Linked DNA regions of Homo sapiens: region 1 is linked to region 2. Evidence: chromatin loops called from intact Hi-C (ENCODE). Cell type or tissue: endothelial cell of umbilical vein. All regions are shown on one strand. Each heading gives the region's core, and the rest is flanking DNA. Links, peaks and the distances in the headings are about the cores only.

Region 1 (6,633 bases), core at 1,620-6,619, 820 kb after region 2:
TTATGAAAATTGGGTCATACCATTTTTTTTTTACTTTCACACTCATATTTTGAACATCTTTTAATGGTAATGAATAAAATTTTGTATCTTTATTAGCATTGTATGTATGTATCATGTATTTAAACAATTCTCTACGTAGACATTTGGGTGGTATCCTATACAGTATTTTGGCATGTATGTGCATCTTTGTGTAGCTGTCCAATTATTTTCTTTATATGAATTCCTAGGTGTGGAATTGCTGAGTAAATGCTGGGTACATTTAGAATATTTTTATCAATTATCAGAGTGTTCTCTAGAAAGGTTGTACCATTTCATATGCCCAGCAATAATGCTTTAATGTTTTGTTTCTTTGTTTACTCTGACACTGGATATAATCAGTCTTTTTATTTATTTTTTTTATTTTGGCAATCGAATAGTTGAATAAATCTATTTGAATTTGCATTTCTTCAATAACTAATGACAAAAATACAAAGAATTCATTAGCTGTTCATATTTCTTTTGTTGAGTTTCCATTTATATCTTCCATCTGTTTTTCTGCTGGGCAGTTTCTTTTCCTCTTCTTAAATTTCAAGATCTCTTCATATTATAGGATATGGAAATTTGTGATCCATAATGCACCTTTTTTTTAGTTTAAAAATATGATTCTTTTTGTTTTAGTGATTTTTGTATGTAATTTTTTTTTGCTTTTTATTCCAGTTGATGTCCCCACATTATAACATGATCATTATAATTCAAAATAATTCATTAGATAGGTTAAATATTAGATTTTTTTTTTTAAAAAATGTACTTTTCAGATGGGAAACTATTTTCTTGATGTGGAAGGTTAAATTGTTCATGTTAGTTAGATGTGTTTGCTATGATTACAGTTTTAATAGCTGTATATAAAAATAAGGATTGTGAGAGAGAAATCCTTTGATATATTTGAACAACGTTGCATTAAAGCCAGATAGCCTTGGCTTTATTTGTTCTTTAATTTATCCAACAAATATTTATCAAGTGCCTATTAGGCATTAGATGCTAAGAATGGATTTTTCATTTGCTGGCTGTGTAACTATGGGCAGGTTACTTAAAGTAGCCAAGTGTCAGTTTCTTTATTTGTAAATGAGGGATAATACCTACCGTATTGAGTTATTGTAAGGGTTATAGATTATCCAAAGTAACCAACAGCACCTGACATATAATTGGACAATAATAAATTGTAGTTAGTGTTATTATTCTTCATAGTAACAAAACATAATGTAATTTTAGCTTGCTATTATATATAATATTGCTGTGGTAGTCATTTAGCATATAGGGTAATTGATGATGGTTATAATTTTATTAATAGGGAGGAGAATGGAGCCTAGCTAGGTTGATTATACTTACCATCCTGTCAGCTAAATAATATTTCCTTATATTTGTATAGCAGTTTACAGCTTTCAAAGCTCTTATTTATTCTACAGCGTTCCTCTAAGACAGGCAGGGCATGTATAATTTTTCCTGTTTTACAATACAGCAGCTGAAGCTTAGAGAGATTAATTGACTTGTCTAAGGTCATATGGCTTTTAAGTGATTAACAGGTTCCACTTATAATTAAGATTCCTGGTGAACGTAGATTGACTCTCATTGTGGGAAAGAACAGAGAATAGAATCTGACTATAATTGCTCAGTCTTCAAGCTTTAGCCATTTTATAGTTTCTTGTGGTTGTGTCCATTCCAGTCATCTGAACATTGGCCTGAATGTTTTAGTTGTCTATTACATTGATGGCATTCATGCTCGTGTGAAGTCACTTTCCTTTCAGTTTGGGTTGGGCCTGTAGCTTGTTTTAACAAAGAGAATGCAAAGGGATTAAAGCTCTTCCAGGTCTGGGTGCAAAAAGGCCCGACAACTTATGCTTTTGTGTTTTCGAGAGAGAGGATCATCATGTAAGAATCTGACCGTTCTCCTAGAGAGACCCAGTGGAAAAGAGGCCACATGGAGAGGGAGAATTTCTGAGATTACATGGAGAGAGATGCTTAGCCATGCTAGTATCCTAGCTGATCTCATTTCTCACCTGCTGGCTGAAAGCAGTAGTATGAATGACCACCAGCAAGATGACTGTAAGAACTGCCTAGTTGAGCCCTGCTCAGATTGCAGAATTATGACCAAATAAAATGGTGGTTGTTGTGCCAGTAAGTTTTGGGGTGGTTTGTTACACAACAAAAGAAAAGCAAAAGAAACATGCGACAATATTCTTGAAAATAAAAGCCTTGCTAAAAGATGTTTACTTTTCTCGGCCTACCTTGACAGTTTTGGTCTTTCCTTGGCTTGCCAATACCAGCTAACAAAAGAGAAATAGTAATGAACAACTCTTTTCTCTTCCAGAAGCCCGCGATTTTGGCCTATACTTGGGTGAATCTGAGGTAAACTCAATCTCTGTTCTGAGTCTCTTCAGAGAAATCTCAAGAGATAGGGTTGCCTCCTAAGTCAAGTATCTGATTCTTCTTTTCTGTCGATTTCCCACTTCCAGTTTTCTGTGGTTTTAAAAAAATTTCTTACTATCAGAGTATAGTTGGTTTTGGCCTCAGTCAGCCAAGTAAGACAAGATGGACTAGGCTTTCCTCCTCACTTTTACTTGTTTCTGTTGTCCCCAAAAGATTTGAGAGGCCGTTTAGGACTGAGAGTGGCTCTGAGACCAGTAATCACCTTTGTTTTTGATGATTCACATATTAGTTAACAGGAAAGATGTGATAAATTGTTTATGCAGTTTATTTTTTCCTGTCTCACAGATCTGTTTCACTCTCATTTAAGTACTGAAATACAGATTTTTTTCATAAGTTTCTATTAGAGATAAGAATCAGTGATCTAAAAATTTTAAGTATATTTTTAAAAAATCAAACTAAGTGAGGGTTTGTTTTTTTTGGTTAAGATCTTTTTGTCCTGAAAATTATAAATTCAGAATATTACAGAACTTGATCAACTTCCAGAATGGTGGAGTGAGGGCCTCAGTGAATTTGTGCTGCCTATACAACAACAAAAATATGGGTAAAATAATGAAAATCAGCCATTTTAGAATTCTGGCAATTAAGCAGGAGTATGAATTGAAAATCATCTGTCCAAGAGAAAACTAGTGAATCTTGGGAAGACCAGTGGGGTCTGCGATATTTTAACTTGGGGTTATTCTCATCTCTCTCTCCAGCTTAGTGGTGTAGCTAAAAGCTGGCAGTATTGCAGACAATGGAGAGAGCTGACCACTTCTGGAGCCCCATTGAAGGCACTATCCCCAGAGCACAGTTAATATTTTGTCCCAACTTGCAGCTCCCTGGGAAAACTCTTTTCAGAGAGAGTGGCTGGATATTTGATTTGACTCTGAACTCAGCTCAGTTGGGGGAAGAAAAAGCTTACCCCCAGGGCATTACTGAAACAATAGCAAACTGTTGGCAAAATGTCAATTGCCTAAGGCTGTGATTTCAGTTGAGGCAAAGGAAGAATCTGGCCAGGAATTTAAAAGGAAAGTCTGGAGAACTAGCCAACTATAGGGAACTTTGGAAAGCTCTGGCATATTCCTGGGTATTTAAAAGGCTGTACAATGTGCAAGTCTGTACACATGCCCGGAAATGACCTGGGAAAGGAGAATGTCACCTCTGACTGATCTTGAGGCACTGTGTAAGCAGGAAGTGAAAATCAGTGCTATTTGTAAGCTTCCTGAAGTTTGAAGGTATGACTTCTCATGAAGATTTCTTTGGCAAAAGGTAGAAGACATATAGGCAAAGCATTTAAGGAAATCTTTTAAATGATCATTGGTTGACTACTACATTTTACTGGTCCAGGTATGACTTCTTGGAAGCCAGGCTTACAAATAAAAACAAGATCCTAAAAAAAAAAAAAAAAAAAGTTCTAGCAGAGAACTCGGTGGCCACACACTACGGGGAATACAGGATCTGTAAAATTCGTTCATGAAAGTACTAAAGAATCAGCATCAAGAAAAACAACACACTGATGATTAAAAAATTTAGGGGAATAATGTGGAGCAATCTGATATGAGATTTGTTAAAATATATTACCTAAAATGTTCAGTTTTAACAAAAATTGAGAAATGCAAAGAAACAGGAAATAAAACACACAGAGACAAATAATAAAAAACGAACAAAAAAAGTCCCTGTGGGAGCCTAGATTTTAGACTTTGTAGTCTTTAAGTTAGCTATTACAAATACATTCAAAGAACTAAATGAAACCATGTCTAAAGAATTAAAGGGAAGCATCAGAATGGTGTTTCACCAGAGAAAGAGTATCAATAAAGATAGAAATTATTAAAAAACAAGGAAGTTCTGGAGCTTAAAAGTATAATAACTGAAATGAAAAATTCACTAGAGGAGCTCAACAACAGATATAAATTGGCAAATGAAGGAATCTTTTAACTCGAAGTTAGGTCAATAGAGATTGTTCAATGTGAGGATCAGAAAGAAAAATGAACAGAGTCTCAAAAGACTTATGTGACTCCATTAAATGTTGTGCCAACATGGACATTATAGGATTCCCAGAAGATGAGAATGAGGCAGAAAGAATATTTAAAAAAAAATGGCAGAAAACTTTCCAAACTTGCTGAAAAATATTACTCTGTGCTACACATCCAAGAAGCTCACTGTAATCCAAGTTGAATAAGCCCAAAGTGATCCATACCTAGACCCATCATAGTTGAATTTAAAGAAAAATCTTGAAAGTAGCAGGAGAAAAATGACTTGTTACAAGGAATCCTCAATAGGCTTAATAGCTGACTTACGAGAAACCCTGGAGGCTAGAAGACATTTTCAACATTGAAAGTAAAAGACTGTCAACCAGTAATTCTCTATTTAGCTAAACTTTTCTTCAAAACTGAAAGTGAAATTAAGACGTTTCCAAATAGATAAAAACTGAAAGGATTCTCACGAACTCTAAGAAATGTTAAAGGGAGTCTTTCAGGTTGAAATGAAAGGACACTTAATGGTAAATTTTAATCCGTGTGAAGAAATAAAGAGGAATGGTTAAAGGTAACTACAGGCATTATGAAAGACATGTACAAATAGATTGAATAATAGATTGAAGTTTTTGTTAGGGATAGGCTCTAAATCCATGTCTTTTGTATAGTATAAATTGTGATTCTGTATTGGAATTATACTTTGCTGTCTGGAGAAGTGTTTATAAAAGTAATGAAAATTTTGGTTTCAGGTAAAACAAAAATTAGAACAAAAATTATACTGAAAATAATTATTACATAAATTTTGAATGATAACTATGAGCTAGTGACATATATGTATTACATCATTTTCTCATTACAATATCTCACTAGGGTGTGTTATCTAGATTTTATAGATGGGGAAAATTGAATTAAGAAAGAAAGTGACTTGCCCAAGGTCATTTAAGTAGTAAGTGGTGGAGCTAGGATTTGAGCTGTGGTCTGTTTAACACTAAAGCCCAAGCTTTTAAATACTGCTTTACACCTTAATATCCGGTGCTTTAATATTCTTGGCCTTCTTTCAAAAACTTCCCTCTTCCTGTCAATTCCAATAAATGCGTTTTTGTTTGTAACATTTTTTTCTCCAGTTATTTAAAACACAACTGAATAAAGCAATTCTTATAAAGTTGTATTGATGGGCTTATGATACATAAAAGATGGATTCCTTCATAGTTTTACAGATATGGTTCTCTTCTGGAATTTATAATACAACATGAATGCATCACTACCTTATAAGGCAGAGATAAGGTGCTGTTTGTCTGTGCCTCTAGTTTCTAAAATTGACTTGGTTTAATGGCATCATCTTAATGGTGATTGCTGTCACTGAGCTACTTCATCTCTTCCCCTGTTTTCAAGCAGTCCATAAATACTAAACTTTGCATCAATGCTGATAAACTAGCTACCTTCCAGTGCCCTATATTTGATGATCCTCTCTTGGCACTTAATAAGTTCAGCTTATAGATGATGTTTATGATTATATTCTGTGGGCAGCAAGCCATCCAGATGCCGAGGCAAGAGACCAGGGGCACGAGTTGTTCCAGTGTAATAAAGAACATAAAACAACAAGAGTTATACTAGATCTACATAGACATGATTATATATGAATATCATATGAATTATATGTATATATTATATATATTATATATGAGTATCATTAATCATTTGTAGCAATTACTCTTTATGCCAATATTATAATAATACTCGCTCTATAATCATAACCTAGGAAAAACTAGGCCATACAGAGATAGGAGCTGAGGGGACATAGTGAGAAGTGACCAGAAGACAAGAGTGTGAGCCGTCTGTCATGCCTGGACAGGGCCACCAGAGAGCTCCTTGGTCTAGCGGTAACGCCAGCGTCTGGGAAGATGCCTGTTGCCAAGCAGACTGTGGTCTAGTGGTAGCGTCAGTGCGAAGGGAAAACACCTACTACTTAGCAGACTGGGAAGGGGAGTCTCCCTTTCCCCAGGGGAGTTTAGAGAAGACACTCTACTCCACCTCTTGTGGAGGGCCTGACATCAGTCAAGCCTGCCCACAGTTATCTGGAGGCCTGACTGTCTCCCTGTGATGCTGTGCTTCAGTGGTCACCCTCCTAGTCCACTTTCATGTTCCATCCTGTACACCTGGCTCTGCCTTTTAGGCAGCAGTAGCAAAATTAGTGAAAGTACTAAAAGTCTCTGATATG
Region 2 (6,539 bases), core at 1,393-6,392:
CTTTCATTCTCTCATTAATTAATCCATTTATCAGATTAGCATTAGTTACTTACTAGTGCCCAGTACTATTGCTAGGCCATGAAAGGCATATGAAGAAAAGTAAGTTATGGTCATTAAGAGGCATTTATAGAAGGTAGTTATAGATAAGATGGCATTGTGATTAGATAATTAATTTTACAACATCACATATAGTTGGCCAGTATAGATGTTAAATGGTGAAAGAATAACTGGCTGCCTGCGGAATATTGTATTTATCTATGAATTTATGTTTGTTATGGTAAGCTCTTTGTAGATATACCTAAGTAATATGTCAAGGAATACATCATCAACCTTTCTCTGAATTTTAGATACATCTCAGCTTGGTTTGTATAAAAAAGGAAGAAACATTTCACCAATTAGACAAGATTGAGAGATATTGTATGGAGTGAAATATTTGAAATTTTGGTCAGTTGCATTTGGTCTGACACATTTTAGACTCTGATTTACAGTTTTGACTTTAGAAAGGAAAAGAGGTATGATGTTGTGAATGCGATATGTGTAAATAAGAATTTTTTAAAAAATTACATCACTGACATGTATGTGAGCCGAAGAGTTTGGGCTGAACATACTTGTGACAAATTAGTAGAAAAATCAGCTTAAGTTTTCTTAGTATATCACACACTGATAACATAATGTGAAATTTGCTGCATTCCACTATTTGTACTACTCAGGAAAGTAAAATGGAAATTTTCCATTTTACACATTTAGTTCCCCCCTTAAAGTTGGCAAACACTAACTTTTTCCACTGCATTTCTACGTAACTGGACTGTTGCCAGCTCGTGTGTGTGTGTGTGTGTGTGTCTGTGTTTTAATAGCTAGGCATACTATCACTGGTGCTATTAGCTCAACTTATCTGTATTTTGGGGTTCAAATTTGTTTCTTTTCACGGACACTTTGTGGGAGGAGGAATCTGATCATAGTTCTTTGCAAGTTTGTAAGTGGTTTACTGTCAGAGCACTCAGGGTGACTCAAATAGCAGTTCTGAAGTTTTGCTGTCAGGATGTTCCTTCGGGAGAGTTTCATTGCTGTGAGACAGTGGATGTTCCTATTTTGTACTCTAGCTTTGAGTGAGCTGCTTGCTATGCAGGACTTATGCCTTCTGTGCCCCTTTTGATGCTGATTCCTATACTTGAAATGGTCTCCTTTGCTTATCACTTCTCTACTCATTCTTTGAAGTCCAGCTCAAACAGCCAAGCTACTCCATGTCACATTGCAGGAAATTATTCCTGCCTCCTCCACACTCCCTACAAACTTCATTGTGCTCATCTAACACTGACCACAAGATGCTTTGCACTTTATACACCTGCAATATGTTTTATACACATTCAAAGAGCATGCACAATTATTCTGTAGTACAGTAATGTTGATTGAACTTGGGGCTTCTAAACTGGCATACTTGGCTCTGTCTCTGACTCTCTTTAACTGTTTACTGAGCTTCAACTTCTTTGCTTCTAAGTAGGAGATTATTCATAGCCACATCATACATTTGATTTGAGAATTAGATGAGGTAATATATGCAAAGAGTCCCCATTTCTTGAGGGTTTGCTACAACTAAGACACTGGGCAAAAAGTTTTCTGTAATATCCTCCCATATACAATGCCTACAAGTGTTAATTCCTTTAGTCCCAATACTTGGACAGAGTGTGTACTCACTGAATATTTCTCTGATGAATGAGAACTGGACTGGAGCTGGCAGCAGGGGCCTGTCTGCTGAGTCAGCTGCCCTGAGTCAGCGGTTGAGGCACATACAACACTGGTCTCTAGAGAGGGAAGATACTGACTGGGCTGCAGTTCCCACCTATCTGGCTGAAGGGCTGCCAGAGTATGATTCCTAAGCACGATGGAGAGCTCATGGGTAAGGGAGAGTATCATTTTGGAACTACATGATTTCCTTTCTCACTGTCTCTCATTACCACCCTCCCTCACCCCTGCTGACCAATTCAGCCCAGAAGAGGTACAGATCTCATTCTGAGTCATTCCAGGGTTGTACTGGTACAAGAACAACTGCATTTTTACTATAACCCATGGAATATAAGAACATTGCAGATCTACATTCTTGGCCAGAAAAAAAAAAAAAGAAAAAAATTCAACCAAAGCACTATACCTCTTCAGTGGTAAATATTTTAGGAATGTTAGAGGTTCATGAAAATCACACCTAAATAAAATGACATTCCCACTCTTGGGCTCTTATAAATGAAGAGATTTTGGGGATCTCCAGGTTGATGACTCCTAACTTTCCCAGTGTTTTTTTCCATGAGCTATTGATTAAAGTTGGGTGTAGCACTATATTTTTTTCTCTTCCAGCTAAGCTGTTCCCATCATTTGGGAAGTTTTAGAAGCTTCTGCAAGCCCCTAGGATACCATTCTATGCATCAAAACCATTGTATTTAAAATGATATTTGAGGGACATTGGAAAGGTTTTTTGCAGTCTCCACCCAGGCTTGTCTTGCTCCTGGGAAGCAGTTGTACAGCACAAGAATCTGATGAACAGAAGTTCCCATGATGCATTGAAGGGTTAGTGTTGCCATCTTGCTCTGTTCCTTAAGGCTGGAGTTAATGAGGAAGAGTTTTTATGTGAATGTCAGGCATGTTGCAATAACTAGCCACAATGGAATAGTCATGGCAATTTCCACCACTTGGTTTCTTTGTTTTTGTGATGTTGCTGCATGCTTCATTTTATGAGTATTTTCTTTTCTTACGTGTGGTTGAGCCCATCTATTGCCATCTTGGGCTTGAATACTTGTATTTAAAAGAGATGAACAGAGAGAAACTGGAAAACTGACAGAATGACATATCCTGACCTCTTACTATTTTTCATCCCCTACTTCTGCTGACAAATATTCTGATGAGTTTGTGTCCCAAGGTGAAGGAAAAGAAAAGAAAAAGTACTGTGGAAACCAGGCTTCTTTTGGTTATGTTAATATCATGGATACAGACCAAGCCTAGTAGTATTCCCACTGAAATTAGATAAATGAAAACTGCCAATAGTCTTTTAGTTTTGGCTTTCTGGGGTAAGTCATTTGTGTCCTTGAGGACTTCTGTCTTGATCAAAGCATCTACTACCTGATTGCTAATTTATATTGGAGTGGTAACAGTAGAATAGAATATAAGGACTTGTGAAATTCTAAGTGTCTGGTGGCATCCTCACTCATTTCATTCATGATGGTGAATAATACTGTCAACTGCAGAAAGGCCTACCTGGAGGATATTGTGTGCATTACATACCTAGATTCCCAAGATGGAAGTCCTTGCATCTGTGGCAATACATGTGATGAACTACTAGGAGCAGACTTTCTTGTAACAACCTTTTGAGGGCTCTGGTCAACACAAGCAGAAGCGGTGGCGAGTCAGAGCTTAGGTGGGGTATGAGGCTGAGGATGTTGAATTCATAAGGATAAAGTGCCACTTTATAGACGTAACATACGCAGGGAATATACCTCCATTCTTAACAGCCTGTGTTCAGAATTTTATACCCTTCTAACACTTCCATCACCTTCCTCTCTTCCCTGCCTATACTTGGAAAGGATGCCAAAGCCTTCCTTAGTGCTTCACCTATCCAGTTTCGAAGCTGTCATGTGCATCCGATCCGATATTTCAAAGCAACCCTTTTGCCATTTTTCACTGTGTTATTCTCTCCGTATTACTACCGGATTTTTTTGGTTGTTTGTTTATTTTTTTATGACCTGACATCAAATCCTGTCTAAACACTAACACTTTTTCATGTTAAAATAAGTCAGTTTAACAAATAAGGCCAGGAAGAAGGCGAAGTGTCTCCCTGCTGTTACCCTGTTCTGGAGTTCCTCGACTTCTGGCGCACGGGGAGTGTGTGTGTGTGTGTGTGTGTGTGTGTGTGTGTGTGTGAATGCGTCAAGAGGGAGACACAAGCTCGGCCTTCGAATTGGCCAGCCTAGTGACCCGCGAGCCCGCCCCCACTCTTCCCCCTCCCCCTCCGGCGCTCACACTCAGGAAGCAGCTGGCTACAGGCCGGCCCTCGCGGCCGCACACACATCCACACTCCTCGCCCGGCTGCCTTCCTCCCTCCCTCTTCCCCCTTCCCCTCTCCCTGCAGCCGCGTCCACACTGCGCCGCCCGGGCAGCCCAGAGCGCGGCGCGCACGGGCACCGGCGGCGAGTGCCGCGGCCACTGCCCCTCCCGGGACCCCCTGTACGCCGTCCGCGCCGTCCAGGGTCACACCGGCGACGGAACCCGCCGGCAGCAATTAGCCAGCATCCCGGGGTCGGCCCCCAGAAGCATTCCCCGGCCCAGGACGAGGATGAACAGGACAGGCGAGGCACAAAGTCGCAACTGAACTTTTTAGAAACATTATTTGTGTGTGTATGTGTGTAGCAGGGGAGAATGAGCTGATGCCGAGGGTCCAGCCACCCCGCCTCTGCCTCCTCCTCCCCCTGCCGCCGCTGCCCTCGCAGACGCGCGCGCACACACGGCACTTGGGCCGGGTTTCCGCGCTCCGTCCCCCCGTTTGGATGGGGGTTTTCATTTCCGAAGGAGGCACAGCCCGCGGAGCGCTCTGAAGGGCTGGAGCCCCAAGTTACTCCTCGCCAGCGCCGGCCGCCCGCTGTCACTCGCGCTGGCCGGCCGGGGGAAGGGACCCGCACGCCGGGCTTTGTTGTGGAAATCCCGGTTACCTGGTAAGTGGATGCCATAGGAACTTTGCTCGCAGGCGAGAGACGAGGAGAAACCGGGCGCTTGAGAGTGTGGGGGAGTTAAAGCTCAGAGACGCAAACTAGGGATTACAAATAGTTTTCTACGCTGAGCCGGTGGCGTTCGCGCGGGTTTAAGGATACGCGCACCTCAACTCCCGGCGTCACAGGTCACTGAGAGACCTGCGCTGACTGAGACTGATAGCAACAATTAGGGTTCAAACCATGTTTCTGTCAGTGGCCTAAGAGCGCCCAGTGTAGAAGACAGATAACGGGGCTTTAAAGTTGCGCTAATTCGGAACAGTTTTTGTGTTTTCATTTCAAGTAGAGCGGGCAGAGGGGTACACAATCAGGGCACGTTACAGGACGCACGGGCATGGGGCGCACCACTCTGGAGTCCCCACTGAAGGGAAACTTTGGCGAAGTGGGAACTGATGGGGTGACGTGAGGTCTCTCGCGCACACGCGGGGCTGTAGTTGTCTTTTCAAGTTCCACGTGTTTGTGGAGTTTCACGAAGGCTGTTTTCCACGCCTGTGTCTCATCCAAGCCGGTGTCCCCATGATTGCGGGAGGTGGTCGGGCTGAGGGTACCTACACTCCTCGCGGGTACCGGCCCGGCGATCCGCAGCCGCCAGGTCTGGAACTATAACCTCCCACGCCGCCAGGACGCAGACACAGCCAGACACGAACCCTCCCCGCCGGGTTCGTCACCTCGCGTTTACATTTTTTATGGGGCCCGACAAAATGTCAGCACTGTTTGGAAAATGTCTCAGTCTCGGAGACGTTGTCCTGCGCGCGGCTCCAGTCCCTATAAATGACCCTGTGTGTATTTTGAAGTCGGCCCGGGTCGCTCTCTGGAAAGCGTGAGTGAGCCGCCGGCTCTCTCCTAGACACACACCTTGCCCCGAGCGACAGTTCCAAGTTACTCACTGGAGCTGACAAGTCACCTCGGGGACCGGGAAGTCACTCAAGTGTCTGGAAATCTTGGCCCTGGCTGATTTGTCATCCTATGGATGATTCAATTAGGTACCTGGCGGGAGAAACTTTGGGGAAGGGTTTCTGGCTCCGCGTTCGCGCCCTCCGACTTGCTGGAGGTGTTTGGGAGGCGAGAAGCGAAAGGAAACCACAGGGTGAGGACACTGGCTCGGCGGGGACCGGGGGGCCGGCGTGGGGGGACTGCGAGCCCGGCCGTGGCGCCCCCGGGCTACAGGCTCCGGCCAGGCCGGGCAGCGCGCGCAGGTCCCCGGCGCCCGGGCTTCCCAGCCGCAGCACCCTTTCGGCCCCCGACTCACTCAGGAGCGAGTTGCACAACAGGAAGCCGGCACTAGTTTGTTTTGTTGCGCTGCGTTCGCTCCCTCGCTCGCTCGCGCACGGGGCCGAGGGTTAGGGGCGGAGGCGGCGGGGGAGTGACGGGGTCGCAGCCGCGCGTACCCCGCCGGGCGCTGTCGCCTCCGCCTCCGGACCCGCCCCTAGCTCCGCGCCGAGGAATCTCCGACCCCGGCAGCGAAGCCAGTCCTATAGGGAACCGATAAGGGCCGCCCTCCTCCTGCCTTGTCCTACGCGCCTCTCCCCCGCTCCCGGCACCTCTCCCGACTTCTCCAGCCCTCCTCTTGGCAGGAGTGGTCTCGAGGACTGAGACCACTGCTCTGTGTGCCTCCTTGAGCCCCACGCTAGTTTGCCCCGGTATCCGCTTGGCCCTCATCTCTGGAGCATGTAAACCTGGGGAAGGGGTAGGGAGGTGCTTCCGGAATCACAGGGAGTAGGGTCCGTAGAGACAGGACTCGTGGAGTCGCGGCCCCGTTTCACAAAGAGGGTTGCTCTTGCACCCTCTCCCCGAGCC

What was found. A loop is a pair of places that touch in the nucleus more often than their neighbours do. Peaks named below come from ENCODE experiments on the same cell type or tissue, not always from the same donor. Only the 100,000 strongest peaks of a DNase experiment are listed, where the experiment ranks them.
Region 1: it touches region 2 in a loop (4-fold over the local background); 5 of 110 quality-filtered maps call a loop at or near these places.

Annotation. Positions count from the first base shown.
Region 1 is chr9:3,475,630-3,482,262 of GRCh38, reverse strand. All of the region lies in intron 1 of RFX3 (regulatory factor X3), which reads left to right. Among named protein-coding and RNA genes, the nearest start is that of RFX3, 47 kb to the left of the region's middle. RefSeq lists enhancers at 3,721-3,770, 2,793-3,992, 6,512-6,633. In endothelial cell of umbilical vein, for the core only: no CTCF peak of the experiment used is centred there; a DNase peak (open chromatin) is centred at 3,502; H3K27ac peaks cover 2,528 bases.
Region 2 is chr9:4,297,570-4,304,108 of GRCh38, reverse strand. It overlaps GLIS3 (GLIS family zinc finger 3), which reads left to right and starts at 4,041. Exons shown (of 11, transcript NM_001042413.2): 1 at 4,041-4,688. GLIS3-AS2 (GLIS3 antisense RNA 2) reads right to left here and starts at 4,808. Exons shown (of 4, transcript NR_186824.1): 1 at 4,686-4,808. In endothelial cell of umbilical vein, for the core only: no CTCF peak of the experiment used is centred there; DNase peaks (open chromatin) are centred at 1,768, 3,998, 4,428, 6,248 and 2 weaker places; H3K4me3 peaks cover 2,439 bases; H3K27ac peaks cover 2,031 bases.